2 separate regions of the Homo sapiens genome follow, and region 1 is linked to region 2. Evidence: read pairs that join two places in POLR2A ChIA-PET (ENCODE). Cell type or tissue: IMR-90. All regions are shown on one strand. Each heading gives the region's core, and the rest is flanking DNA. Links, peaks and the distances in the headings are about the cores only. Region 1 has its middle 59 kb from the start of ABRAXAS2. Region 2 holds the start of ZRANB1 (zinc finger RANBP2-type containing 1).

The links. Peaks named below come from ENCODE experiments on the same cell type or tissue, not always from the same donor. Only the 100,000 strongest peaks of a DNase experiment are listed, where the experiment ranks them.
Region 1: POLR2A ChIA-PET joins it to region 2 with 6 read pairs; 6 of 35 experiments call an interaction of 5 or more read pairs at or near these places.

Annotation. Positions count from the first base shown.
Region 1 is chr10:124,852,665-124,868,213 of GRCh38, reverse strand. It overlaps the pseudogene NPM1P31. Among named protein-coding and RNA genes, the nearest start is that of ABRAXAS2, 59 kb to the right of the region's middle. RefSeq lists an enhancer at 3,257-3,756. In IMR-90, for the core only: no CTCF peak of the experiment used is centred there; no DNase peak of the experiment used is centred there; H3K27me3 peaks cover 440 bases.
Region 2 is chr10:124,927,602-124,943,150 of GRCh38, reverse strand. It overlaps ZRANB1 (zinc finger RANBP2-type containing 1), which reads right to left and starts at 1,028. Exons shown (of 9, transcript NM_017580.3): 1 at 1-1,028. The coding sequence starts at 657. In IMR-90, for the core only: no CTCF peak of the experiment used is centred there; a DNase peak (open chromatin) is centred at 7,000.

The DNA.
Region 1 (15,549 bases), core at 3,100-11,099, 75 kb after region 2:
TGTTGACGGTTTTGAGTCTTTTCCATTCTGATTTGACTTTTGTGCATTTTTGGCTGAAGTATCTCGTATAGATTTCTTCACTGGCACTTTTTCTTCAGTTTCCTCGTCATCTTCATCATCATCTTCTTCATCATCACCACCATCTTCATCTTCATCATCATCTTCTTCATCATCTTCATCTTCATCATCACCATCATCTTCATCATGATCATCATCATCTTCATCAGCAGCAAGTTTTACTTGTTTCTGTGGAACCTTGCTACCACCTCCAGGGACAGATTGCTTTCCAGATATACTTAAGAGTTTCGCACTCTCCTCCTCTTCATCTTCTGACTCTGCATCTTCCTCCACAGCTACTAAGTGCTGTCCACTAATATGCACTGGCCCTGAGCCACACTACAACTGTAAGACCACTGGTGGTGTGATTTCAAAGCCCCCAAGGGAAACCGTTGACTAAACAGACATTTTCAAAGTTGCCAGTGTTACTTCAATTGGACCGCCTTCTAATTCACTGCCTCTGCTTCAACAATGTGCAATCATCCTCTGCACCAGCCCATGAACTGACTGTTCTTAAAGATAACTGGTGCTCATTTTCATCATTATCCACCTTAAAGTGATCATCTTTGTTGGCCTTAAGTTCACAACTGAAAAGATAGTTCTGGGGCCTCAGAGGACTCATGTGCATGTCCATCGAATCTTCCATCGGGTGGCGGCATACACTTAGGTGGTAGAGAAGGCGGACGGAGATAAACGACCACTGCTCAAGAGAACAGCCCCGCAGGATGGAATCACACCAGCTTTCTTTTTCTTTTTTTTTTTTTTTTGAGACAGGGTCTGGTTCTGTCACCCATGCTGGAGTGCAGTGACATGATCTTGGCTTAATGCAAACTCTGCCTCCCAGGTTCAAGCAATTCTCATGCCTCAGCCTCCCAAATAACTGGAATTATAGGCGTGCACCACCACATCTGGCTAATTTTTGTATTTTTAGTAGAGACAGCATTTTACCAAGTTGGTCAGGCTGGTCTCAAACTCCTAGCCTAAAGTGATCCACCCACCTCATTAGGCAGGCAGATCAGGTCCTGCTGGCTGGCCTTTGAAGTCCTGCTTTTAACTTAGCCCCATGTCTGGGATGGGGCCAATTGAGGAGACCTCATGAGGCTAAACTAATCAATGCCCTGAAATGACATTTCTCTTATCAGTGGATCTTCCCCCTGGCTGCACTTCAGAATCCCTGGGGAGCTTTAGCAAATACCATGGCCAGGGCCCATCCCTAGGGCTTCTGGAGCAGGGCCGGGGCCAGTGGTAGGGTTCAAGAGCTCTGCAGGTGATTTTAATGAGCAGCCAGGGTTGAGACAGCCTCTGTGTGGCTGGCACATGGGAGGAGGTTGGCCAAGCCCACCGGAAGGATTCAGAGCAAGGAGGTAGCTGAGTGACAACTACCTGACCAAGAGGCAGAAGATGGCAGCCACATGTCCACGTCCACAGACACGCTGATGTGCCTGGAGTCTTGCCTCTGATGCTTCCCATCCACATAGTGGGCACCTTCCGGAGCAATCTTTTCCAGGGTCATAGGAAGAAGGAAGGCACGCAGGCGACAACCCCATTTTGGAAGGAATGAGATGTTCGGGGTACTTGTGACTGTTGGCCACGATGTCAAAGACTGAACCAGGTCCCTGCACACCTTTCAGAACGCAGTAAAACGTCCCTATCGGGGGGTACCTGGGCACGAGGACGGGAGAGTGTGCTGCTCCGGGGAAGCAGCTATTTTCCTGCTGGGTTCACCTTGCACCCCTAAGGGTGGCCCCATTACTTTGACTGAGTGATGGAGTGACTATGGCCACAGGCTTCTGGGCCAGGCCCTCCAAGTTCCAGTCCTGGCTCCATGCTTCAAGTCCCAACCTAAATGCATGCTAGATACTTTGACCCTCAGTTTCTTTAGCCATAAACAAAATCTAATAACAGTAGTTTTAGATTTAGATTTAGATTAACAGTAGGCTGTTCTGGGGAATAAACAAGATACCGGTGTGAGGAAGCCTGACCCTTCCTAAGGCTTGACAAACGTTAGCTATGGTTCTAAGCCTGAACGGACCATCCCAGGATAACCAGATCTCTCATCATTACAACATGCCAGGAATTGAAGTGGGCAAAAAACATCAGGTCAGACATGCTGGCGGGCCAAGGGCTTTGCAGCTTTCCACCAGACACTCAGACCGTCAGAGCTGGGGGCTTGGCAGCCTGCTGGCCAGGAGTTCCCGAACCTGGCTGTGCTTAAAAGAGAGACGAGGAGCTTAAAAGGCAGCAGACCAAAAAGCTCTCCGGGTCATCCTGATGGGTGGCCAGGTTTGTGGACAGCTGAGCTGCTCCAGCTCCCTTACCAAACGGCGGTGGTGGGGAGGTGGAGGCGCAGGGAGAAGTGATCTGTCCGAGTTCCTGAAGTCAGTCCGTGGCCATGCTGGGCCCAGCACTTGCCCTGTGACCCTCAAAGCCCCACCGTCTACCCTTCACTCAAGGGCTTCCTACAGCCGTGAGGATACAAGAGAACGCCTTGTGTCCTTGGAAGCATTTTTGTAATCTAAAATGTAGAAGAGTGCATTTCCTGCCTACATAGTTAAACACTTTCCTTTAGAAGAAAGGCTGGGGCCGGGCACAATGGCTGGCTGGGTGCAGTGGCTCATGCCTGTAATTCCAACATTTTAGGAGGCTGAGGCCGGCAGACTACTTGAGGTCAGGAGTTCGAGGCCAGCCTGGCTGACATGGGGAAACCCCATCTCTACTAAAAATGCAAAAATTAGCCAGGCATGGTGGTATGTGCCTGCAATCCCAGCTACTTGGGAGGCTGAGGCAGGAGAATCACTTGAACCCGGGAGGCAGAGGTTGCAGTGAGCCGAGATAGGGCCACTGCACTTCTGGATGACGGAGCAAGATTCTGTCTCAAAAATTAAATAAATAAAAGAAAAGAAAGTCAACTTCATGAAGTGCTATTTTAGCTGAATCTGAATAGAAGCCTTAACCTTATGGACAGAGAACTCCCTGGCTGGGAGGCTGGGTTGAGACCTTTACATTTGGAGGATTGTTTCCTGCAAATCAGGAAGAGGTGAGCTCAGCCGTCTGTTTTAGAATCCACTCTTTTCAGGAGGAGGGTAAATACCAGTCTGCTGTTTGGAAATGGAGCTTGGGTGTCAAATGACAGTCATTTCTCTTTAATGGCAGACATTTGTTAATGATTATATAAGTGTCCAGAGGTGAGGCTGCGACAGCCCGGACATCATTGATTTCCTAGAAATATATTTGTACTGAGGACCAGATGGCATTTGGACTGCAAGAGACACCGAGGCTCAGACAAGCAGGTCTTTGCTCCTGCCTCTCTCTCCTCCTGTTGGCCCAGCTGGCAGTGCCAGGAAGGGGCCCCTGTCCGCTGACTCCTGCACTGGTGGTCTCCTCCCCTGGGAGGGAGGGGTAGAGGAAGGGTTCATGGGACACACACAGGCCTCAGGGTCAGTCAGCTTCGGGATGATTCCTGGCTGGGTCACTTCCTCCCAAGTGGCTTTTGGCCAAGTGGGCCTCACTGTCATCACCAGAAAGCGTGGATAATGCCACCTATGTGGTGGAAGGAAGGTGTCCGCCCAGAGCCTGGCAGGCAGTGGGTGTGCCCTGAGTGACAGCAGCTATGGTCACCAGGCCTGGACTCCTCCCTGGCCTGACCTGTTTTGGGGCTGAGATGCTGGCTCACTGCCACGCTGTGCTCTAAAAAAGGAATGTGGTCTCAGGTCCTAGGCGGGGCAGGAAACAGAGACTGTCATTCCCAGCCCACGGGCTCCTCGCAGACCTCAGTCTCCCCGTGTAAGATGAGGGCCAGACGGAGGGTCTCTGGAGCTCTTCCAGCCTCAACAGGCTAAACATTTGAATGACTAGAGGCTTAGACTAGCCATCTCAACTCTGGCTGCTCGTTAAAATCACCTGCTGAGGCCGGGAGCAGTGGCTCACGCCTGTAATCCCAGCACTTTGGGAGGCCGAGGAGGGCGGATCACCTGAGGTCAGGAGTTTGAGACCAGCCTGGTCAAAATGGCGAAATCCCGTCTCTACTAATAATACAAAAATTATTCAGGCGTGGTGGTGGGCGCTGGTAATCCCAGGCACTTGGGAGGCTAAGGCAGGAGAATCGCCTGAACCCAGGAGGTGGAGGCTGTAGTGAGCTGAGATCGTGCCACTGTACTCCAGCCTGGGTGACAGTGAGACTTCGTCTCAAAAAATAAATAAAATTACCTGCTGAGCTCTTGAACCCTACCAGTGGCCCCAGGCCTGCTCCAGAAGCCCCGGGGATGGGCCCCAGCCCTACTCCAGAAGCCCTAGGGCTGGGCCCCGGCCGTGGTATTTGCTGAAGCTCCCCCGGGATTCTGAAGTGCAGCCAGGGGGAAGATCCACTGATAAGAGAAATATCATTTCAGGGCATTGATTAGTTTAGCCTCACGAGGTCTCCTCACTTGACCCTATCCCAGCTATGGGGCTAAGTTAAAAGCAAGACTTTAAAGGCCAGCCAGCAGGACCTGCTCTGCTGCCCTGGTTGGGAAGAAAACAGGTTGGAGGAGGCAGGAGACTTGCCTGGAGTCTGTTAGGGGAAGAGGTCAAGCATAACCTGGGCTGTGGGCCTGGTAGGGCTTCCTTGCACGTGGCCAGAGGGTCCTACTCCCAAGCATACCCACCCTGGGCTGGGAAGGGCAGCTCGCTCCAGGAGGGAATCCACAGTTCTTCCTACCTTTCCCCAGGCTTCTTTCCAACAGCAGGGCCAGCCAGGCGGCAGCCTCTGACCCCTTCCAGGTCTTTGGTGGTCTGCAAAATGCTAAGGATTGAGACCCCAGTGGTCTTTCCTTCTTTTTTTGGAGATGAAGTCTCGCTCTGTTGCTCAGGCTAGGCCTGAACTCCTAGGCTCAGGTGATCCTCTTGCCTCAGCCTCTCAATTAGGTGGGACTACAGGTGTGAGCCACCAGGCCCAGTGAGGCCCAATTACTTTAACAACATCATTACCATCCATTTCTTCAGGGCTGGCTCAGTAGCCAGCCAGTACTAACTACTTTACATACATTAGCCAAGGCCAGGGGTGGTAGCTCCCACCTGTAATCCCAGCACTTTGGGAGGCCAAGGCGGGAGAATCGCTTGAGCCCAGGTGTCCGAGACCTGCCTGGGCAACATGGTGAATACCCATCTCTATTTCATAAAGAAAGAAGCAGCTGGGTGCAGTGTCTCACACCTGTAATCCCAGCACTTTGGGAGGCTGAGGTGGAAGGATCACTTTAGCCCAGGAGTTTCCGACCAGCCTGGGCAACGTGATGCAACCCCATCTCTATAAAACATTTTAAAAGACAGCACAGTGGCTCACACCTGTAATCCCAGCATTTTGGGAAGTCGAGGCAGAAGGATTGCTTGAGCCCAGGTGTCTGAGACCAGCCTGGGCAACATAATGAGACTTCATCTCTACAAGTAATAAAAAAATTAGCCCAGTAGCTGTAGTTCCAGCTACTCAGGAGGCAGAGGTGGGAAAATCACTTCAGCCTGGGAGGTCAGGGCTGCAGTGAGCTAAGACTGCACCACTGCACTCCAGCCTAGGTGACAGAGTGAGACCCTGTCTCTTAAGTAAATAAATAAATAAGTAAAATAAATAAATAAAATCAGCTGGGCATAGTGGTGCACACCTGTTGTCCCAGCTACTCGGGAGTCTGAGGTGGGAAGATGGCTTGAGCACAGGACGTTGAGGTTGCAGTGAGCCATGTTCATACCACTGCACTCCAGCCCAGGTGACAGAACAAGGCCCTATCTCAAAAAAAAAAAAAAAAAAAAAAGGGTAAAAGAAAGAACTGAAAGAAAGAAAGAAAGAAACTTGATAACTAGCTCAAATCTCACTGAGAGTAAATTTGCCAAGCCAGAATTCACTCCTAGTGTCCTAGTGTGACGGGCCCAATTGTCCATGCCCCTTCTGCCAAACCACCCTGCTCCTGCTCCCAGTGTGGGTCTGAGTCTACCACTGCCTGAAAGTGCAACCTTGTTGGTGCACGTGAAGCTGGGGTTCAAGCTCTTCACAGCTAGTTCTTTCAGCTATGACCCACTTGCAGCAAAGCCCCACTCAAGAGCTCATCAAGGATTCTACTTCCAGTTGTGATGCAGTAGCTTTGAGCATGTCAATTGTCCCACTGAAAACAACTAGAAAAACCAGATAAACACACACACACGCATAATCTGCTTGAAAGTATTTGATAACTCCTGAGCAGCTAGAACTTAAAATAATAGTAAATACTTGATTTTTCCAAAGAAGGCAAAAAAAAAAAGAGAAAAAAGAAATAAAACAGGTAAGATAAAGAGAAAATAAATATTATTAAGGCGGGGTGCAGTGGCTCACGCCTATAATCCCAGCACTTTGGGAGGCTGAGGCGGGAGGATCACCTGAGGTCAGGAGTTTGAGACCAGCCTTGTCAAAATGGTGAAACCCCATCTCTACTAAAAATACAAAAATTAGCCAGGTGTGGTGGCACACACTTGTAATCCCAGCTACTCAGGAGGCTGAGGCAGGAGAATCGTTTGAACCTGGGAGGTGGAGGTTGCAGTGAGCCAAAATCGCGTGCCATTGCACTCCAGCCTGAGCGACAAGAGTGAAACTCCATCTCAAAAAAAAAAAAAAGTAAAAAGTAAGTAAATATTAAAACGCTCTATTTAAACACAAATATATCATCATATAAATGTAAATAGGCTAAACACTCCATTAAAATAACTTATGTTTTTAGTGGTTTGAAATAGAATGGTACATTCTTAGGACTGAAGCCCATAAAATTCTTCCATCTAAGACTGTATTGTTGATTTTTAAAAGGGATTGGAAAGTTGCTGACTATTCTGAACAATAGTGAAATAACAGGTTGAAAAAGAACATGTAGAGAATGACCTCAAAAAAGGTCAACACAAGGCTGAAAGCTGCCTCAAATCCACACCACAGGGGCACGCTAAAGGCAAGGAGGAGACCATAAAAGCAGCCAGAGAGAATGAATGGATCATGTTAAAAATGGCAGGCTGGCAGCAGCCTTACGAAGACATAGGGGAGTAGGCTAATGCCTTCCAGAGGGAGAAAATCACTCAGAATTGTAAATCCAGAAAAAGTATTTTTCTTTTCTTTTTTTTTTTTGAGACAGAGTTTCACTCTTGTTGCCCAGGCTGGAGTACAATGGCGTGATCTCAGCTCACCGCAACCTCCACCTCCCAGGTCCCGATTCAAGCAGTTCTCCTGCCTCAGCCTCCTGGGTAGCTGGGATTAAAGGCACGCGCCACCACACCCAGCTAATTTTTATATTTTTAGTAGAGATGGGGTTTCACCATGTTGGCCAGGCTGGTCTCGAACTCCTGACCTGGTGATCTGCCCACCTCGGCCTCCCAAAGTGCTGGGATTACAGGCGTCAGCCACCGCGCCCAGCCAGAAGAAGTATTTTTCAAAGGTGAAAATCAAAATAAAATTATTCAGAGAAACAAACCTGGGAGACATTACCACCAACAGAGATTCACTAGCGAAACTTCTGGGGCCGGGCACGGTGGCTCATGCCTGTAATCTCATCACTTGGGAGGCCAAGGTAGGCAGATCACTCGAGGCCAGCCTGGCCAACATGGCAAAAACCCACCTCTACAAAAAATACAGAAATTAGCCAGGCATTGTGGCACATGCCTGTAATCTCAGCTACTTGGGAGGCTACAGCACGAGAATCACTTGAACCCAAGAGGCAGAGGTTGCAGTGAGCCAAGGTTGTGCCATTGCACTCCAGCCTGGGTGACAGAGTGAGACCCTGTCTCCAAAAAAAGAAAACTTCTGGCTGGGCACAGTGGCTCTCGCCTATAATCCCAGCACTTTGGGAGGCAGAGGTAAGAAAATTGCTTGAGCCCAGGAGTTCAAGACTTGCCTGGGCAACATAGAGGGACCCCATCTCTACAAAAAATACAAAAATTAGCTGGGTATGGTGGTGTGCACCCATGGTCCTGGTAACTCCAGAGGCTGAGATGGGAGGATCACTTGAGCCCCAGAGGTTGAGGCTGCAGTGAGCCAAGGTTGTGCCATTGCACCACAGCCTGGGCAACAGAAAGAGACCCTGACTCAAAAAAAAAATGCTTCTAAAGGATGTACATTAGGAAGAGGAATGTGATCATGGCAGAAAGAGCTGAGATGCCGTAGGAGGAGGCAGTAAAGAACTGACAGACGTGACCCTCTGCAGCTCCAGGAACTGCCTCTCTAGTGATGGCAGCTTTAGTGCCAACTGTTCAGCCTTGCCTCACCCGTGAGCTTGACTTCCATGAGCAGGTTTTCATTATGAATCAACCGCTCTCTTAAGGACACTGCTTTCCAGAGCACTGATTCTTAAAGTGTGGTTCAGAGATTCCTTGGAGTCCCTGAGACATTTTCAGGGGGTTCATGATGTCCAAACTGCTTTAATAATAATATTAAATTGGCTGGGCACTGTGGCTCACACCTGTAATCCCAGGACTTTGGGAGGCTGAGGTGGTGGATCACCTGAGGTCAGGAGTTCAAGACCAGCCTGGCCAACATGGTGAAACCCTGTCTCTACTAAAAATACAAAAATTAGCTGGGCGTGGTGGCAGGCACCTATAATCCAAGCTACTCAGGAGGCTGACTCAGGAGAATTGCTTAAACCTGGGGAGTGGAGGTTGCAGCGACCCAAGATTGCGCCACTGCACTCCAGCCTGGGTGACAGAGCAAGATTCCGTCTCAAAAAAAGAAAATAATAATAATATTCTTAAATTGTTATTTACCTCTTTATACTCCTATTCTTTCCTGAGTGTATGGTGGAGTTTTTGAGGGGCCACAGATTGAATGTAGAAGCTAATATGAAAATCTGTCTTCTGTTAAGCCATACATTAAGGAGATTTATAAAAGTGTAAAATAATACTACTGTTCTCACTAAGTGTTTTTGTTTTAGAAAATGTAGTTACTTGGCTGGGCGCAGTGGCTCACACTTGTAATTCCAGCACTTCGGGAGGCCAAGGTGGGCAGATCCCTGGAGGTCAGGAGTTTGAGACCAGCCTGACCAACATGGCGAAACCCCGTTTCTACTAGAAATACAAAAATCAGCGGATGTGATAGTGGGCGCCTGTAATCCCTGCTACTCAGGAGGCTGAGGAACAAGAATCGCTTGAACCCGGGAGGTGGAGGTTGCAGTGAGCAGAGATCATGCCCAGCACTCCAGCCTGGGCAATGGAGTGAGACTCTGTCTGAAAAAAGGAAAGAAAATGTACTTTTCATTTAAAAAATGTTATTTGTGAGAGAAATTTAGAAGCTCAAAGAAAATTTAAAAATCTGAATACATATTCTTCAAAGCTACCCCCCAAAAACTAGGAAAAGAATATGAAAGACTGTTAGTTCGATGAATGACTAGGGAAGTTTTGTGTTCTACTGTGGGAAAACTTTTTCACAGTTGCTGGCAGATTATATTAATTTAAATTTTTATTTTTATTGTTCTCAAATAGCAGCTCTCAAATTTTTTGGTCCTAGGACCTCTTTAGACTCTTAAAATTTTTGAGGACTCAAAATTGAGGGCTTTTGTTATGTGGATTATATTTATCAATGACTCCTATTAAAAATGAAAATTAAGGACATTTTTATTTTATTTTATTTTATTTTCTAAAAAAGTAGAGATGGGATCTTGCCATATTGCCCAGGCTAGTCTCAAACTAATTGACTCAAGCACTCTTCCCACGCTGCCTCCCAAAGTGCTGGGTTTTACAGGCATGAGCCACTGCGCCTGGACAGAAAATTGAGGAAATTTTAAATTTTCATCAGTTCATTCTAAAATAACAATAAACCTGCTAATGTGAATACAAATAACATTTTTTTTTTTGAGACAGAGTCTCACTCTGTCGCCCAGGCTGGAGTGGCACCATCTCGGCTCACTGCAAGCTCCGCCTCCCGGATTCACACCATTCTCCTGCCTCAGCCTCCTGAGTAGCTGGGACTACAGGCACCCACCACCACGCCCAGGTAATTTTTTTTTTTGTATTTTTAGTAGAGACAGGGTTTCACCATGTTAGCCAGGATGGTCTTGATCTCCTGATCTCGTGCTCCGCCTGCCTCGGCCTCCCAAAGTGCTGGGTGGTGTGAGCCACCGCGCCTGGCCTCGATTTCTCTCTCTTTAAAAATGTTAGACACCATGCCCTAAAAAAGCTTAACAGCCCTCAACTGATCCATCCATAACCTGTCTACCATAAAACAGCTCAGCATTCTTTGAAGGAATACAACCAAATACAATACTCAAAAACACAAAATGTGCAATGTCCAGTACCTAGTTAGAAACTACCAGACATGCACAGAAGTAGAAATATGTGGCCCATAACTAGGAGAAAAATCAGTCATTAGAAATAGACCCAGTCAGGCACGGTGGCTCATGTCTGTAATCCCAGCAGTTTGGGAGGCCGACGTGGGCAGATCTCTTGAGCTCAGGAGTTCAAGACCAATCTGGGAAACATAGCGAAACCCTATCTCTACAAAAAATATATAAAAATTAGCTGGGGGTGGTGGTATATGCCTATAGTCCCAACTACTTGGGAGGCCGAGGCAGGAGGATTGCAGGGAGGTTCAAGGCTGCAGTGAGCCAAGATTGCACCACTGCACTCCAGCCTGGATGGCAGAGTGAGAAACTGCCCTGTCTCAAAAAAAAAAAAAAAAAAAAAAGAGAGAGGAAGAGAAAAAGACCTAAAAGGAAAGATTATTAAATTAGTATGTAAGGATAAACAGCTATTAGAAATGTGTTCAGCCGGGCACGTGGCTCACGCCTGTAATCCCAACACTTTGGGAGGCCAAGGCGGGTGGATCATGAGGTCAGAGATCAAGACCATCCTGGCTAACACGGTGAAACCCCGTCTCTACTAAAAATACAAAAAATTAGCCAGGTGTGGTGGCAGGTGCCTGTAGTCCCAGCTACTCAGGAGGCTGAGGCAGGAGAATGGCGTGAACCCGGGAGGTGGAAGTTCCAGTGAGCCGAGATCACGCCACTGTACTCCAGCCTGGGTGACAGAGCAAGGCTCCATCTCAAAAAAAAAAAAAAAAAAAAGAAAAAGAAAGAAAGAAAGAAATGTGTTCAATATGCTAAAGTATTTAAAGAAAAGAGGGGCCCAATGGAGACAGAAATTGAAGATCTGAAAGAAACCCTCATGGAAGTTCTAGAGATGAAAATTACAATGTTTCATCTAGAGATGAAATAAAATGTTACTGAATAGGTTTAAAAGCAAATAAAATATGACACAGGAAAAGATCAGTAAAGCTGAAGATGTAGCTACTACAAAAACTATCCAAATTGAAACACACAAAGAAAAAAAGACTGAAAGAAAGAGAACAGAACCTCGTGACTTGTGGGATAAAATTCTATAGCTTAACATTTGTTTAACTGGAGCCTCAGGAAGGGAGGGGAGAGGGCAAAAAAACTATTTGAAGAAATAATGATGGAACATTTTCCAGATTTGATGAAAAATTACTAACCCACAAATCCAGAAAATCTCTACAAGCTTCAAGCAAGACAGACACAGGGAAAACGACACCAAAGCACATTATAATCCACTTGATGAAAACCAGTGGTAAGAAAGGAGATCCTAGAAACAGCCAGAGTTGGCCAGGCACGGTGGCTCACGCCTGTAATCCTAGCACATTGGGAGGTTGAGGCGGGCAGATTGCCTGAGCTCAGGAGTTCGAGACCAGCCCGGGGAACATGGTGAAACCCCTTCTCTACTAAAAAAAGATCCAAAATAATTAGCCGGGTGTGGCAGCGTGTGCCTGTAATCCCAGCTACTCGGGAGGCTGAGGTAGGAGAATTGCTGGAACCCAGGAGGCGGGGGTGGTAGTGAGCTGAGATGGCGCCACTGCACTCCAGCCTGGGCGACAGAGCGAGACTCCATCTCCATAAAAAAACATAGTAATAATAAAAGGAAACAGCCAGAGCTTTTTTATTTAAAAAGCACATTAGGAACAGAGGAACAAAGATAAGAACGGTGGTAGACTTTCATCAGAAACTTTCTAGGCCAGGAGATAATGGAAAAATATCTCCAAAGTACTGAAACAAAAAAGTCATCAAACTACATTTCTATGTACAGTGGAAATGTCTTTTTTTTTTAAATATCTTTTTTTAGGCCGGGCATGGTGGCTCATGCCTGTAATCCCAGCACTTTGGGAGGCTGAGGCAGGCAGATCACCTGAGGTCAGGAGTTCGAGACCAGCCTGGCCAACATGGTGAAACACTGTCTTTACTAAAAATACAAAAATTAGCCAGGTGTGGTGGTGAACCTGTAGTTCCAGCTGAGGCAGGAGAATAGCTTGAACTCAGGAGGCGGAGGTTGCAGTGAGCTGAGATCGCGTCATTGCATTCCAGCCTGGGCAACAAGAGCGAAACTCCATCTCAAAAAAAGAAAGAAAGAACAAGAAAATATCTTTTTTTAAATGAAGGCAACATAAAGGCCCTTCTCAAAGGAAAGAAAAAAAAGCCAGGCAAGGTTGCATGTACCTGTAATCACAGCTACTCAGGAGGCTGAGGCAGGAGGATCGCTTGAACCCAGGAACATGAGTCAACCTGGGCAACATAGTGAGACCTCATCTCTAAAAGAAAAGAAAGAAAGCCAAGGGAATTGATCACTAGCAGACCTGATCTGCAAGAAATGTTAAAAGCAATTTTTCAGGCAGAAAGAAAATGATACATGATGGAAATGCAAATCTACACAAAAAATAGAAGTGCCAGAAAGAGTTAATATTTGAGCAAATACAAAATTTGCAGTGTTCAGATAAAGCTGTACTTAGAAAGACATTTATAGTATTAAAGACATATGTTAGAAAACAAGAAAGGCTTTATCCATTACAAGAAACTAGGAAAAGGTTAACAGTAAGTAAAATTCAAGTAAAATAGAAGAAAGCAAATAATAAAGATATAAGCAGAAATTAATGAAATAAGAAATGTGGTTGGGGGTGGCGGCTCATGCCTGTAATCCCAGCACCTTGGGGGACTGAGTGGGAAGGATCACTTGAGCTTAGGAGTTCCAGCCAGCCTGGGCAACATAGGGAGACGTCTGTACCAAATGAAAAAAGATTACCCAGGCCGGATGGCACGAGCCTGTAGTGCCAGCTATTGGGGAGGCTGAGGTGGGAGGCTCGCTTGAGCCCAGGAGGTTGAGGCTGCAGTGAGCCATGATCACCCCACTGCACTCCAGCCTGGGCAACAGCATGAAAACCTGTCTCAAAAAATGTGCAGTTGAGGGCTGGGCAAGGTTGTTCACACCTGTAATCCTAGCACTTTGGGAGGAGAATCACTTAGGCCCAAGAGTTGGAGATCAGCCTGGGCAACATAGCTAGACCCCATCTCTACCAAAAAAAAAAAAAGAAAGAAAGAAAGAAAAGAAAGGAAAACAACTTAGCCAGATGTGGTGGTGAGCCCCTATAGTCCTAGCTACTCATGAGGCTAAGGCAGGAGGATTGCTTGATCCTAGAAGTTTGAGGTTGCAGTGAGCCATGATCAGGTCTCTCTTACACACACACACACACACCAGTTACATATGGCTTTACCAGATAATTATTTCAAAGAGTTTAAGAAAAAATAACCCCAATGTTAAACAAACTCTTCCAGAGAATGGTAATAGATGGAACACTGGCCAGCTGATTTTACAAAGCCAATACAACCTTGATTTTAAAATCTGATAAGGATGTTATAAAAAAGGAAAATTACAGGTGAATCTTTCATGAACATGGATGTAAAGTCCCTTAGCAAAATATTAGCAAATGAAATCCAGTAAAATATGAAAAGGTGAATACCTCTAACAAGAAACTTAGTTTATTCTATAAATGAAAGATTATTTTAACATTTAAAAATCAATATAATTTACCACATTTAACTCAAAAAGGGGGAAACATTATATGTGTTTGATAACATTTCATATTCATTTGTAGTAATAAAAAGAAACTTACCAGAAAACAAGGAATAAGGCTGGGTGCAGTGGCTCACGCCTGTAATCCCAGAACTATGGGAGGCTGAAGTGCATAAATGGCTTAAGCCCAGGAGATAGAGACAAGCCTGGGCAACATGGCAACACCCATCTCTACACAAAATACAAAAATTTTTGTGTACAAATACAAAAAATTTTGTGACCGGGCATGGTGTCACGTGCCTGTGGTCCCAGCTACTCAGGAGACTGAGATGGGAAGATGGCTTGAGCCTGGGAGATGGAGGCTGCAGCGATCGCACCACTGCACTCCAGCCTGAGCGACAGAGTGAGACCCTACCTTAAAAAAAAATAGAAAAAGGTAGAGAGAAAGAAAAACAAAAGGAATAAAAGATTATAGAAAGTTAAGGAAACATCCTCAGTCTGATAGAATATCTGCCAAACAAGAAATCTAGAGAAAATATCTTTGTATGTATGTATGTATGTATGTATGTATGTATGTATGTATGTATTTACTTATTTGAGACAGAGTCTTGTTCTGTTGCCCAAGCTGGAGGGTAGTGGCAGGATCTTGGCTCACTGCAACATCCGCCTCCAAGGTTCAAGCGATTCTCATGCCTCAGCCTCCTGAGTAAACTGGGATTTCAGGCATGCGCCACCATGCCCGGCTAATTTGTGTGTGTGTGTATTTTGTAGAGATGGGGTTTCACCACATTGCCCAGGCTGGTCTCGAACTCCTGAGCTCAAGCAATCCACCTGCCTCAGCCTCCCAAAGTGCTGGGATTACAGGTGTGAGCCACCGCACCTGGTCAGGAATCACCTTACTGAATGTGAAATATTGAAAGCTTTCTCTCTGAGATCAAGTTTGAGACTAATACTTCTTTTTGTTTGTTTGTTTGTTTTTTGAGACGGAGTTTCACTCTTGTTGCCCAGGCTGGAGTGCAATGGCATCTCTACTAAAAATACAAAATTAACTGGGCGTGGTGGCAGGCGCCTGTAATTCCAGCTACTTTGGAGGCTGAGGCAGGAGAATCGCTTGAACCCGGGAGGCGGAGGTTGCAGTGAGCCGAGATCGCACCACTGCACTCCAGCCTGGGGAACAAGAGCGAGACTTCATCTCAAAACACACACAGGCACACACACACATGGACAGCTAGTTCATGGATTAGAAGACTCAATATCGTAAAGATGTCAATTCTTCCCAACTAGTCTATAGATCCAATGCAATATTTTAAAAATCTCAGCAAGATTATTTGGGGGCATGCAGAAGTTGACAAGCTAATTCTGACACATATATAGAAATGCAAACAGCCAAGAGTGACCAAGAGCAAAGCTCCAGGATTCATACTACCAGACATTAACAGTTATTGCTAGCCTACATTAAGATAAATAGGCCTCGGCTAGGTGCAGTGGCTCACACCTGTAATCCCAGCACTTTGGGAGGCTGAGGCAGGCAGATCACCTGAGGTCAGCAGTTTGAGACCAGCCTGCCAACATGGTGAAACCCCGTCTCTACTAAAATACAAACATTAGCTGGGCGTGGTGGCAGGCGCCTGTAATCCCAGCTACTCAAGAGGCTGAGGCATGAGAATAGCTTGAACC
Region 2 (15,549 bases), core at 3,009-11,008:
AGCAGGAGGTGATCTCCTTTGGCTATTACCACTACTGCAACTTCCCCTCCATCGAGCTCTGTCTTGCTCATTTATTATTGAAGAAGCCTCTTCAGTCTCTGCCAATTCTATTGCTTCAATGTTATTAGGTCTGGGATGATCACAAACAACACATCTTTTAGCCTTGGCCCAGTTTTCATATGTGCAAACAGAGCAAGTCCAGTGCTGTGTCCTAGTGTTCAGTTTATTTCTATCATTGTATTCCTCACAAGGATCAACAGAAAAAGCAACTGGTCTTGAGCCAGATCCTGAGGACTGAGGAGATTCTGTAGGACTCCTGGTCCTACGTTGGGATAAGCACTGGGTACATCTGATTGCTCTTGGCCAGTTCAAATATGTACACATGTGGCATGACCACTTATTTGCATTTTCCATGCTATACGAAGATTTCACCCTTGGTCTTGCACTAGAGTCTGGACATATCAAAGGACTACTTCCTCCTTCGGTGCTGGAAGGATCCCAATCTCTACCAACATCACTTGAACCACTTTTAAATGGATCTTCTGTAATAATTGTTCCACTAGGTCTTTGGGCACGACACATAGTACACTTGATTGCAGATGGCCAGTTTTCATACGTACAATATTCACAAGCCCACTTAATTCCACGTTCTGACATTGTGCACTTCTTGAAGTGAGCTGTGTCAGGCAGGAAGCTATAAATAATTAGGACATGGTTATTAAAATAACTACATTCCACCTCCAAAAATACGCTGCCCAAAAAGCAAGTCCTTCAACCTACAAAATATAAATTTCTCAAAAGATGCATGCAACATTTCGACATTGAATTATCCTAATTTTCTTTTTTAATTTCCATAGAAACACTGGAGATAAATTCTCAAAGAAAAAATCTTAGACCCTGGGATTTAATAAAACTGAACTTTGGAATGCAAAAGAGATAGGCAGGAGATATAACGAGGTTTGATCTAAGAAGGATGAGATTAACGGGAAGCCACTAATAGAAATGTTTAATTTCAGGGAGGCCATCACATCAATTTAGAAAAGTAACCAATAGTTTAAAGAGACAAAGGTAGAGGAAACAACACAAACTAAAAAATAGCTTAAACACATAACCATTCTCAAATTATGAACACAGATTATGATTCATGAATTCAGAAGATCAAGCAACGTCTATTTTATCATTCTCGCTAAGGGAGAAAAGCAACTTAAAATGCTAATTATCCACTGTTCTTAATTAGCACAGGTAGTAAAGAAACATGTTGAGAAGTAATGGCTACAATTAACAAAGTAACATTATGAAATAGGTAGTTCCTTGATAATCTGTAGCCTCAAAATCTAGTTCTATCTGGAGTAAAAAAAAGAAGACTGTACTGGGGAAAATTAAATCTGTGGAAGGTCACTGAAATAACCAGTAGCATAATCATTCCAATATAATTGTGAATGTTCATAATTAAAATATTTTAAATTTTGAATATTTAAAATATACTCAAAATCTAATTCATGGCCGGGGGCAGTAGCTCAAGCCTATAATCCCAGCATTTTGGGAGGCTGAGGCGGGTAGATCACAAGGTCAGGAGTTCAAGACCAGCCTGGCCAAGATGGTAAAGCCCCGTCTCTATAAAAATACAAAAATTAGCCGTGCATGGTGGTAGGTGCCTGTAATCCCAGCTACTCAGGAGGCTGAGGCAGAGAACTGCTTGAACCCGGCAGGCAGAGGTTGCAGTGAGCTAAGATCGCACCACTGCACTCTAGCCTGGGTGACAGAGTGAGACTCCATCCCCTGCCCCCCAAAAAATCCAATTCATATTTAAAAGATATTCACACTACTTAAAAGATTTCTAGGATTCAACAATGGGCTAACACTACACTATAATGAAGAAAGACTTCATAATTTAATGGCAACTAATTCATAAATGAAGCAACTTACATAACAAATTTAATTTTTTTTTTTTTAATGGCTTGAATTTAGACACTGGCCACTTTTCCTAAATACTTTTATCAACTCAGTATCATCCCAACACCTATTTTTCACCCGGAAAGAGAAAGAAATCCTAGGCAGAGTATAGAAGCTTTGCTCTCTCTTTCTCAGGGATTTTTCCTGAACCTAGAGGGTTAAATCTTTTGTTTGTTTGTTTTTTTGTTGTTGTTGTTTTCATTTTTGTTTTTTTGAGATGGAGTCTTGCTATGTTTTGCCCAGGCTGGAATGCAGTGGAGTGGTGCAATCTAAGCTCACTGCAACCTCCACCTCCCAGGTTCAAGCGATTCTCCTGCCTCAGCCTCCCAAGTAGCCGAGATTACAGGTGCATGCCACCATGCCCGGCTAATTTTTGTATTTTTAGTAGAGATAGGGTTTCAGCATCTTGGCCGGGCTTCTCTTGATGAACTCCTGACCTCGTGATCCACCCACCTCGACCTCCCAAAGTGCTAGGATTACAGGCATGAACCACCACGCCTGGCCTAAATCTTTCACTTTTGAAGTATACTGTATTATGTTCCTGCCTGCCAAGTCCATACACCATTTATAGTGTGAACTCTGCTAAGAAGAAAAAAAAATCACTATAAGAAAGTATACTACTTAATAGCTAAAATAAAAACCACACTTACTAAGATTTTAGTTCCCACGCTATAACCTCCACCTTGCACATGATTAGAATAAAAGTACGGTTTGCAAATCAGATCAAAGACAAGATTCCGTCTTCATGCTGGCTCAGAATTCTGACTTCCTCAGGAGATACTGCAAAACGTGATAAGTGGTTCTGTCTGACTGAATAGCTATTCCTGTAAAGGAGACCAAAACTGAATTTCACTTGAAGCCTGCTACTTTAGCTAAAAGATTTTTAAGGCTTTATTTTTATCAATTCTCTATTTTAACCCTACTCACTTATTTTAACAATGGACAACTATATTTAGAATTTTAATTTAACAAAACAATAAAATTGGCTAATCAACTGGGCTGGTCAGCCAAATTAAACATGGATGAGACATTTTTCTATATAACCTTAACCCTGTGCTGTGTACACAGTTCTAATATTACTATTAATTTGGCAGTGCTAAGTTAATTCCTACCTGTATTACTCTATTACTAAAAGGGAAAAGATGATAAAATCCAAAAAAGTAGAAAAAGCAAAATAATTGCTTATATTTAGCTATGAAACCACCTTCAGCAACTGCATTTTTTTCCCTGATCCAAGTAATATAAAATTATCTTGTTTAAATTTTTAAATTTAGTTTGTATAATGATTACTTACAAACTGATAGCAGCCCAAAAATGTGTGGAAGAGCAGAGAACTATAATGATATAACCATCCAGAAAGTAGACAATACAGATTTAATGGCAATTTTCATACTCTTTAGGCAGATTCTTTTAGTTTCTCGGGAATGAAATATAAGTTACTTGCTCATGCTACTGGAAATTAAAATGAGCATGTAGAAACTTATTAACAAGATAAATGCCATAATGAACATATATCCAGGGCTACTCTAAGTAATTTCAATATATCTTTTAAAATATTCACATTCAAAATCCATACTTGTTTTGATAAGTCTTACTATGTTTGTAGGTGCAACTAAACAGCCCGTAACCTTATGTTATCTTAGCTAATCTTCATGTAACTAATATGCTGGCACAATATATTTAAATGTCCAGGCTGATTTAAAAAACAAACAAAAAACTGTCATAAAAAATAATCACTGTCATAAATGCCTGGTAAAATAATGGACAGACAGCTGCCTAATTAGCCCACCAACCTCTGAAAATCCAGGTAACTAAGCAATACCAAAACCAAGCTCAAGAGTTTTGAGATGTGCCTTATATTAGATAATAAGCACAGTGGCTCAAGTCTTTAATCCCAGCACTTTGGGAGAATGAGGTGGGAGGATCACTTGAGTCCAGGATTCAAGACCAACCTGGGCAACACAGCAAGACTCCATCACTACAAAAAAGGAAAAAAAAAAAAAAACACGATTTTTGTTGTTGTTGAGACAGTCTCACTTTGTCACCCAAGCTGGAGTGCAGTGGCACAATCTTGGCTCACTGCAGCCTTCACTCCCAGGTTCAAGTGAATCTCCTGCCTCAGCCTCCAGAGTAGCTGGGACCACAGGCGCATCCCACCATGCCCAGCCAATTTTTTTATTTTTAGTAGAGACGGAGTTTCACTGTGTTGGCCAGGCTGGTCTCAAACTCCTGGCCTCAAGTGATCCACCTGCCTCAGCGTCCCAAAGAGCTGGCATTACAGGCGCGAGCCACTATGCCCGACCAAAAAAAAAACTTTTTTTTAATTAGCCAGGTGCAGTCGCCTGTGCCTATAGTCCCAGCTACTCAGGAGGCCAAGGAAGGAGTATCATTTGAGTACAGGAGTTCAAGACTACAGTGAGTTATGATTGTGCTACTGTGCTTCAGCCTGGGATGACAGAGCAAGGCTGTCTCAAGGAAAAAAAAAAAAAAACGTAATGATGTACAGTGTTCACTCTGAGAGAACTTGAAACATTGCAGGAATGTTGTTTAGTAACTGCAAGGTAAAATTCATTGAAGAGTGGCTAGGTGCTCACGCCTGTAATCCCAGCACAGGAGGCCTAGGTAGGTGGATTGCTTGAATCCAAGAGTTCGAGACCAGCCTGGGCAACATGGCAAAACCACATCTCTTCAAAAAATACAAAAATTAGCCCAGGGTGGTGGCACATGCCTGTAGTCCCAGCTACTCAGGAGGCTGAGGCAGGAGGATCGCTTCAGCCCAGGGGACTTGAGGCTGCAGTGAGCCATGATCACACCATTGCACTCAGAGTGAGACTTTGTCTCAAAAAAAAAAAAGAAAAGAAAAAATTCATTGAAGATTATCTGAGACAGCCATTTCTACCTGTGGTAATTAGTAAACAGCACTGAACAGTAAGGATAACATCAACTGAACTATGTGTTTTTTTGCAGTATTACAAAGAAATTAACAGAGTACACTTTTTCCAGATGTCAAAACATTCCAAAAAGTACATAAAATTATTTCCAAAGTAGCCAGCTCTAAAAGTTAATACTCTACCTTGAAATAAAACTTACCAAATATCACTTTAAGTATTAAATATATTCATACGCCCAAGTAAATTTAGTTTACAAGTTTAATTTTGCATGCAAAGCAGATTTGCAAATTCTATCCAAGGACTCAAACTTCAATTAATTGGTAAAATAAAACCACAATAAAATCAACATAATCTAGGCCTTCTTTAAGGAGAACGGGACAAAACTGCTACTCTTAAGACAAATATTCCTTGGTTCAAATGCAATACCAACAGTTCCCATCCTGTGGACCAAGGAGACCAGGAATCCATTTGTGCATCAAGCTCTGCCTGTAGAATGAATAATGTCTCTAAATATATCAACCATTTACTACTACTAAATTGACAAGTACTAAATTCGTAACTGTTTTTAATTATATACTTTCCAATTCAGATAATAAAAGTGCAGAAATATGGTATATGTACTAATAGCAGGCGGGGGAAAGGGACTTACATAATGGAACATTTTTTATACTGTCATGTTTAATATTTGTGAAGCATTACTAAACACTGTACAAGAATTATATTTATATTGAAGTCAATTCCTCAAAATTGTAGCTACACTACAAATTTCCCCAACCACCTACTAAACAATCATAGAGAACTGAAGAAATGAAATAATTCTCGGTGGGGCGCAATGGCTGATGCCTATAATCCCAGCACTTTGGGAGGCCGAGGCGGGTGGATCACTTGAGGTCAGGAGTTCAAGACCAGCCTGGTCAACATGGCGAAACCCCGTCTCTACCAAAAACACAAAACTTGCTGGGCGTGGTGGCAGGTGCCTATAATCCCAGCTACTCGGGAGGCTGAGGCAAGATAATCACTTGAACCCAGGAGGTGGAGGTTGCAGCGAGCCGAGACTGCAGCACTGCACTCCAGTCTGGGCAACAAGAGCGAAACTCCATCTCAAAAAAAAAAAAAAAAAAAATACACACAAATAATTCTCTTCAAGTGCAAACTCAGGAAACAAACTGAGATAAGCTCAATTGCCAGTAGTTTCAAATGATGAGAAGTTATACTACTCAGCTACTCAGGAGGCTGAGGCAGGAGAATTGCTTGAACCTGGGAGGTGTAGGTTGTAGTGAGCAGAGATTGCGCCACTGCACTCCAGCCCGGGCGGCCCGGCGAGACTCTGTCTCAAACAACAACAACAACAAAAAGCAGCCTTAAAGATTTTTATTAGCTTTATTAATACAAATTTATACTTACTAATATAAATAATTATTAGCTTATTAATATAAATCTGCGGAGATTTACAAATGCTCAGAGAACATCTTAGGGATATAAAGACGAAAGCTAAAACTAAAACGGATTTTCCAAGCATGCTAAATTTTCAGGCTCTTAAAATATTACAAAGCAATTTTGAACTATAAAATTTCTGTAAATAAAAAACTTCAAACTACTTAACTCTTAAGCCAAAGTATCGCACATACTCATCTCTTTTCTCATCAGTATATTCTTTCATCACTGTCTTCTTCGCAATAGTCAACAGGAAAAACAACCGGTCTAGACCAGGATCGTGAAGATCGATGATATGGTAAAACCCTTTATCTACAAATCTAACCTCATTTCAGGGCTTCACCAGGTTATCAAATCCTCCATTAAACCCCTTATTTTCTTCTCACAACAAACTCCTATCTTGACTTCTCCAGTTTCCATTAATGACACTATTAATACCTCTGCACCCAGCAGAGAACTCAGAATCACCTTAAATTCTGCCTTCTCCCCACAGATTCTTTCTAGTGGTTTCTATCTAATTACTGTCTTCTCATTCCCACTGCCATCAATCCTTTTCCAGTTCAGGTCAGAACTACCATAAAAGCCTTCTAAGCATCTTCCCTTTCTAAATCCATCCAGCTGACTGTTCCACAATTCTCTTTCTGAGGCTCTTCTGCAACAGTATAAACTCTCAACTCCTTCCTGTCACAAACACACACACCACTCACTCCCAAACATGCCACACACGCCCGACTCATGCATGTGTCACCACCACCCAACATACACATGAAGGTACTGCCTTAGATACAGAAGCACAATAGACACCCTCATTTATAATGAACTCTACCCATCCTTTAAGGCTCAGTTCAAGTCTCATCTTCATGAAGTTTTCAACTCACTCCAAGTACACTCCAAGCAACCATACTTTTATTGACATTTGGCACTTTATATTTCCTCTTGGGGCTAGTTTTTGGAACGCTAATTCATATATGTTTTTCCTATGTCACTCACATCCTTCTATTTCCATCCCTCCCTTCGATTTCCAGTCAAACAGCCAGGCTTTCAAAAACCTTTGTTCAGAGATTCCAGTGGCACGGAAGGTAGACCAGCACCTTGTGTTTAGTAAAACCCAAGAAGAGGCCATGTTGAATGACTTGATGAAAGAAAGGAGTAGACCTTGTGAGCAATCTCAGAAGAAATTCTAGAGAGGATGGAATCAACTCCATGGCAGCAACTGAACAGGCAGCAAGACCTCAGTAAAAAGTGTCTGCTAGATATAAACTAGGTGTCAAGCCACAGGCACTAGGGCCCACAGTTGGTGGCAGAGCCACAGAACCTGATGGAACCTTGTGGAAGGCAATGGAAGACAGTATCATAACCAATGCAGGCAAAATCTGAACCATATGACACCAGGCCTTCCAATAACATGAGGAGAGGGGACCCCAAGGATGACTGAGGTTGAATTTCTTGCCAAAGAAGTAGAAGTCAAATCAAGTTAATTTAAAGAAAGCAAATGTGGTACCTTCTTTCTATCTGAGTTTTTGGACTAAGATTCATGTTTGATACACTTGTTATGTCTTCCTATATCCTTGACCAGATTATAAACTGAGCAAAACCTATTACATGTTTTTCTCTCATTTCATAACACACCAGTTAGGTCCATACTTAAGTATACAACTACATCAACAAATAGCTAGAATATTACACAGCAAGCCATGACTTCAGCACCTTCACATTCTAGCCCCATTAAAAAATTTGTAACATGTAATTGAATCCACGAAATTATTAAACACTTTTGCCTCTGCAACTTCGGCATTTGAAATAAAAAGAACTCTTAGGCAAAATACAACAATCACTAAATTATTTGTTAAATGGCTTAGTCTGAAGCTCTCTGGTTCTATAATCCACAATTAAACATACTGTTCTCACATGGCTTCCAAGACATTCTCCTGGTTTTCCTCCAATCTCAGTAGCTTTTCTTCCTCAAACTTCTTTGTTGGCTTCCTTATCTTTCTGAATTAAAGAGCCAAGTGCCCCAAGCTTTGGTCCTCTTCTCTCTAACCTCTAACTACTTTGGGGATCTTAGACAATCCCTGGGCTTTAAATATCATCTACTTCATGATAATTTAAAAATTTGTATCTCCAAGTTGGATCTCTCCCCTAACTCAAGATTTGTAAAACCAGTTGCCCACCTGACATCTCAATTTGAAGGTTTAACAAGTTTCTCACACTTAACATGTCCAAAACTCAATTCGTAATCAGAATTTCCTATTTCTGAGCCTCAGTTTTCCCATCTACAAATTAAAGGGATTAGACTACTAAAAGCCGCAAAATTGTTCAATAAATGTTTGTTCCTTTCGTCACTGCTCTGAAAGTCTACCATCCAGAGCACTGTGGCAACCCATAAGCTGGTTAACTATTCAAATCTTGCTATGACAATGACACAAGTACAAAACTTTTGCAATCATTAAGTATCTTCTAAAAGTCCTAAATTAGTGTGAAATTGTATGTAAATAATCAATAATTAGATCTCAAAAATGAGCTGGCATTCCTATAAAAAGAGGTCACTATTATCTATGGCATCTGTATCAAATGAGTAGATCTGAACTAAACACACTGTACTCTTCCCAGGAATTTGTGGATAAGTTGGACAAGGTAAAATTAAATAACACCTGCCAGGGTGACCTTGGCCTTATCAGCACTATGCCTTAATTAACTGAGGTGATTACCCTCTACAACTACAACTAACTTCATTCCAACCAAACCTAAATCTTCAAAATGTAACGAATTTAAATGTTACATTTTAATCTGTCAAGGATACATTAGAAAAAACTGTAATAAAAGTTACAACTCTAATGGTCTTGTTTTCTTTTAAACCACTAGACAATTAGCAATCCACTGACTAGAATGAAAGAAGATCTTAAAGACAAAAAGTTAACTTACATTGTGTCAAATCTAGCATGAAACAATATTAATGCTCTTTCTGTTCATCTTGTCATCTCAGGAGGATTTCTAGCTCTTTACATACTTACTCTATCTGAACACTTCAGTTCCTCAATCGTAACAAGAAAGTGAGCGGGTGTAATACAGGTATGTCTTGAGCTTCAGCAGAACCTATCTTAGAGCATAGTTCCTTTACACAGTTTGAGACATCCCAGGTCAATCACGTACCTTAAATCACAATCCCAAACAAAACTAATGTAACAACCTATGACAACATTTACCAAAGGTTTACCATGCACTCAGAAATATGGAGAGATATAACTAGACAAAACACTGTCCCTGTGCTCAGAGAACCTGCAATCTAACTGGATGAAAGACCACAGTTTTCTTAAACATGTATGGAAATGGAACAATTAACTCCAAAAATACACAGCAATCCAGCATTTAAATAATAATAAAACAACTTTTGCAAGAACTATGAACATGCTACTTCATTCAGAATTTAATTTCTGTCAGCCAGGCACAGTGGCTCACGCCTGTAAACCCAGCACTTTGGGAGGCTGAGGCAGGTGGATCACGAGGTCAGGAGTTTGAGACCAGCCTGACCAACATGGTGAAACCCTGTCTCTATTAAAAATACGAAAAAATTAGCTGGGCATGGTGGCGCGCACCTGTAACCCCAGCTACTCAGGAGGCTGAGGCAGGAGAATCGCTTGAACCTGGGAGGTGGACGTTGCAGTGAGCCGAGATCGCGCCATTGCTCTCCAGCCTGGGCAACAAGAGCAAAATTCCATCTCAAAAAAAAAAAAAAAGAAAGAAAAGAAAGTAAACTGATTAAGCTGGACTTCACTGATTATTTAAAACTTCTGCTCTGTGAAAGACACTGTCAAGAGAATAAGAATACCAAAAACCAGAAAAAAAATTTGCAAAAGATAAGTGACTATTATCCAAAATACACGAAGAACTCTTAAAACTCAGTAAGAAAACCACTTAACTGAAAAATGGGCAAAAGATCTGAACAGACACCTCACCGAAGAATATATATAGGTGGTAAATAAGCATATGAAAAGATGTTGAACATCTTTTCAAATGCAGGGGGGTGGCTCGCGCCTATAATCCCAGCACTTTGGGAGGCCAAGGTGGGCTGATCACCTGAGGTCAGGAGTTCAAGACCAGCCTGGCCAACATGGTGAAACCCTGTCTCTACTAAAAATACAAAAATACACCATACATCATTAGGTAATTACAAATTAAAACAATTAGATACCACCACATACTTACTAGAATGGCTAAAATCCAAAACACTGACACTAACAAATGCTATCAAGAATGTGGAGCAACAGGAACTCTCATTCATTGCTGGTGGGAATTCAAAATCATACCTGTAATCCCAGCACTCTGGGAGGCCGAGGTGGGTGGATTACTTGAGGTCAGGAGTTCAAGACCAGCCTGGCCAACATGGTAAAACCCCATCTCTACTAAAATTATAAAAAACTAGCCAGGTGCGGTGGCGGGTACCTGTAGTTCCAGCTACTTGGGAGGCTGAAGCACAAGAATCACTTGAACCCAGGAGGCAGAGGTTGCAGTGAGCCAAGAACGCACCACTACACTCCAGCCTGGGCAACAGAGTGAGACTCCATCTCAAAAAAAAAAAAAAAAAAAAAAAAAATCTTTACACCCGTATAGTGTGGGAATTTTTTTCTAATTGCAAAAAGTTGGAAAGAACCAAGATGTCCTTCAGTGGGTGAATGGATAAACTGTGGTACATCCAGACAATGGAATATTATACAGCTCTAAAAACAAATGGGCTATAAAGCTACAGAAAGACATGGATGAACCTTAAATGCATACTACTAAGTGACAGACAACCTGAAACAGTTACATAATGTATGATTCCAACTATATGACATTCTAGAAAAGGCAAAACATGAAGACAGTAAAAAGATCAGGGGATTGCAAGAGTTAGAGGGAAGGGATGAATAGGAAGAGCACAGAGGAGTTTTAGAGCAGTGAAATCACTGTGTGCTATTATGATAGATACTTTTCATTATAAATTTGTCAAAGCCCATAGAATCTACAGAGTGAATCCTACTGTAAATTATGTACTTTGGGTGATTATGTGTCAATGTTGGTTCATTAATTGTTAACAAATATACCACTCTGTGGAAGGATGTAGACAGTGGGGGAAACATGGGGGCAGCAGGTGTATGGGAACTCTCTGTATTTTCTGCTCAATTTTGTTGTGAACTTAACACTGCTCTAAAAAATAAAGTATTTTTAGGCCAGGCGCAGTGGCTCACGCCTGTAATCCCAGCATTTTGGGAGGCTGAGGTGGGCAGATCACCAGAGATCAGGAGCTCAAGACCAGCCTGGTCAACATGGTGAAACCTTGTCTCTACCAAAAATACAAAAATTAGCCGGGAGTCGTGGTGGGCACCTGTAATCCCAGCTACTGGGGAGGCTGAGGCAGGAGAATCACTTGAACCTAGGAGGCAAAGGCTGCAGTGAGCCGAGACCACACTACTGCACTCCAGCCTGGGCAACAGAGCAAGACTCTGTCTCAAAAAATAATAATAACGGAGAGTATTTAAAATGACACAGGGCTGGAGCAGTAGGAACCACTGCTGTAATCCTAGCACCTTGGGAGGCCTAGGAGTTCAAGATCAGCCTGGGCAACATAGTGAGACTCCATCTCTACAAAAAATCGTTATAAAGTTAGCCCGGTATGGTGGCACACGCCTGTAGTCCCAGCTAGGCTGAGGTGAGAGGATCACTTGAGCCCGGAAGGTCAATGCTGCAGTGAGCTATGATCACACCACTGCACTACAGCCAAGAGAAAAAGCAAAATCTTGTCTCCAAAAAATACATTTATATCCTTAAGAGGGCATAAAAAGCCCTTCATGACTAACTGATTTTTGGTTTTTAACAGAGAGGGTCTTACTCTGTGGCCTAAGCTAGAGCAGCATGATCATGGCTCACTGCAACCTCGACCTCCCAGACTCAAGTGATCCTCCCACCTCAGCCTCCAGAGTAGCTGGGCCTACAGGCGCACACCATTACACCGAGCTATTTTTTAAATTTTTATTAGAGACAAGGTCTCATACATTGTCCAGGCTAATCTCGAACTCCAGGCCTCAATCTTCTCGACTCAGCCTTCCAAAGTGCTGGGTTTACAGGCATGAGCCACTGCACATAGCCATGATTAATCTTTTAAGTATCTTCTCAGCTACTCTTCCAAATATATACGTCAAGAATATCCTATAATATTTCCCTTTAATAATTTATTATCTTTCACTAAAGCATAGAAATGTACTTTACTATGGAAAAACCACTTTCATCTCTTGATATTTATACCTAGTTCTCTCACATATATGAAAATGTACCAGGTCAGGTACCGTGGCTCATGCCTGTAATCCCAGCACTTTGGGAGGCCAAGGCAGGCGGATCACCTAAGGTCAGGAGTTTGAGACCAGCCTGGCCAACATGGTGAAACCCTGTCTCTACTAAAAATACAAAAATTAGCTGGATATGGTGGTGGGTACCTATAATCCCAGCTACTCAGGAGGCTGAGGCAGGAGAATTGCTTGAACCCAGGAGGAGGAGGCTGCAGTGAGCCAAGGTTGCACCACTGCACTCCAGCCTGGGCGACAGAGTGAGAATCCATGAAAGAAAGAAAGACAGAAGGAAAGGAAGGAAGGAAATGTACTGCACTTTCAAAATGTGAGTTTGAGTCCCTCTCCCTCTCTTACATCTGAAATACTAGCCAAAGCCTTAGAACCCAAGCCTCACATCTGAAAAAATGGGGACCATAATGGCTTACCTATCTTTAAGTGGAGGGCTAAAACTGATCACTTCAAAACCCATTAACATCACGAACACTCGCCAGCTTGATGTAACATCAACTTAAGTTTTGTACGGAGCTTTAGGTAAAGAACAGTAACTTCATTGAATCCTCAGGTACCTTCCCTCTTAAAGTACCCCATATCTTTTTTTTTTTTTTTTTTTTGAGACAGAGTCTCGCTCTGTTGCCCAGGCTGGAGTGCGATGGCAGATCTCACCTCACTGCAACCTCTGCCTCCCAGGTTCAAGTGATTCTCCTGCCTCAGCCTCCTAAGTAGCTGGGACTACAGGCGTGTGCCACCAAACCCAGCTACTTTTTGTATTTTTGATAGAGACAGGGTTTCACTATGTTGGCCAGGCTGGTCTCGAACTCCTGACCTCATGATCCACCCGCCTCGGCCTCCCACAGTGCTGGGATTACAGGCATGAGCCACGGCGCCCAGCCTCCATTTTTATGAATAAGAATCTGTGTTGGCCAGGCGCGGTGGCTCACACTTGTAATCCCAGCACTTTGGGAGGCAGAGGTGGGCAGATCACGAGGTCAGGAGATCGAGACCAACCTGACCAACATGGTGAAACCCCGTCTCTACTAAAAAGACAAAAAAAAATTAGCCAGGTGTGGTGGTGCGCACCTGTAATCCCAGCTACTCAGGAGGCTGAGGCAGGAGAATTGCTTGAATACTGTAGACGGACGTTGCAGTGAGCCGAGATCTCGCCACTGCACTCCAGCCTGGGCAACAGAGACTCCGTTACAAAAAAAAAAAAAAGAATCTGTGCCTTCAGGAGAGGTGAAACATCTCGTCCAGGGTCACAAGGCTAGGAAGTGAACCCCAGTTCTGACTCCAGTACCCTCTTGCTAATGCACCACAACCTTCCATGATTATAAACACATTGTCCAAGATTATCAGGCTACAAAACAGATTAGCTAGCTACCACTGATACTACCTCCTAAACAAGTCCCCAAAAGTTTGCTTCATTCCAGACTCCCCTGCTATACCCCTATTCCAAGCCACCATTATTTGTCACTTGGATTACTGCAGAGACTAAGTGATCTAGCACTTCCACTCTATCCACCATCCTTACACAGAATAAAATTAAAACTCCCCAGCCTTACTTACAAATTTTTACATAAAGTGACTTTCTGTTCCTTTTACAAGTCAAGATGATTCTCCCTTTAGGTGCTTTGTATTAGAAATCTCCTCTGCCTAGAATGTTATTTCCCCAGATTTTCCACATCATTCTTGTCATTGAGATATCAGTTTAAATGTCACCTCTTCAGAAAGATTTTCTCTGACCACTCAGGCATTCTCCATCACATCACCCTACTTTAATTTTCTGCACAGCACTTATCACTATCTGACATTTCTTTCTTCATTTGTCTCTCCACACTAGAGCGTAAATAGAACACAATTAGCAAAGACTTTGTCTTGTTCACAGATGTATCCCAACATTTCGTATACGTTTAACAATGAACAGATTATGTTTTGTATGCAATCATCTTTTCAACAGTATTTTATGTAATCTTTTAGAAAATCCTAAGCAACTTCAAATCACATAGGAGGTGCCCAATAATAAAAAAGAATTTACTAAAATAATTTCTATAAAAACAATGCCTTCAACACTTCTAATATATACCACAAATATCCCTGACATATCTTCCCAATACACACTCACAGTTGCACAGTTGGGGAGGGGTGGGTAATGGCTCTTCACATCTGTAAAGATGATCCACACTTAAGGAGATCACTCCTCCCTTCTAATTCCCAGCCCCAGGGGAAGGTGAGGATCAAGTGCTAAGAGTGCCTTTCCAACCTCATCCGCATGCTTCGGCGACACCGTAGCCTCTGCTAGTCCCTAAAGATGACATGTAATTTTCATGTCTCCATGCCTTCACTCGTAACAGGATGCTTGCCTACTCCTATTCCCCTTCTTACCCCGTTTTATATACCTAGAAATCTGGTACTGCTCCTTCAAGGACCAGCTTAAATGTTCCCACCTCGGTAAAGCCCATCCTGACCAACCCCAATCTCATGTTACTGAATAAACTTAGTTCTTTTATTTATTTTTTCTTTTTTTCAGACAGTCTTGCTCTATCACCCAGGCTGTAGTGCAGTGATGCGATCTCAGCTCACTGCAACCTCCATCTCCCAGGTTCAAGCAATTCTTATGCCTCAGCCTCCCAAGAAGCTGGGATTATGGGCATGTGCCACCACGCCCAGCTAATTTTTGTGTTTTTGGTAGAGATGGGGTTTCGCCATGTTGGCCAGGCTGGTCTCCAACTCCTGGCCTCAAGTGATCTGCCCGCCTCAGCCTCCCAAAGTGCTGGGATTACAGGAATGACCCACCGCGCCAGGCCTTTAATCCCTTCTTTACCACTTCAAAACAAACTTCTAAAATAGTTCTTAGTTTACTGAATTATGATTTGTTTCTAACACTGAACTGTGAAAAACTCATTATGTCCCTAAACAGTATCTCCATGTAAACATTGCTTATTAATCATTTAGTTAAT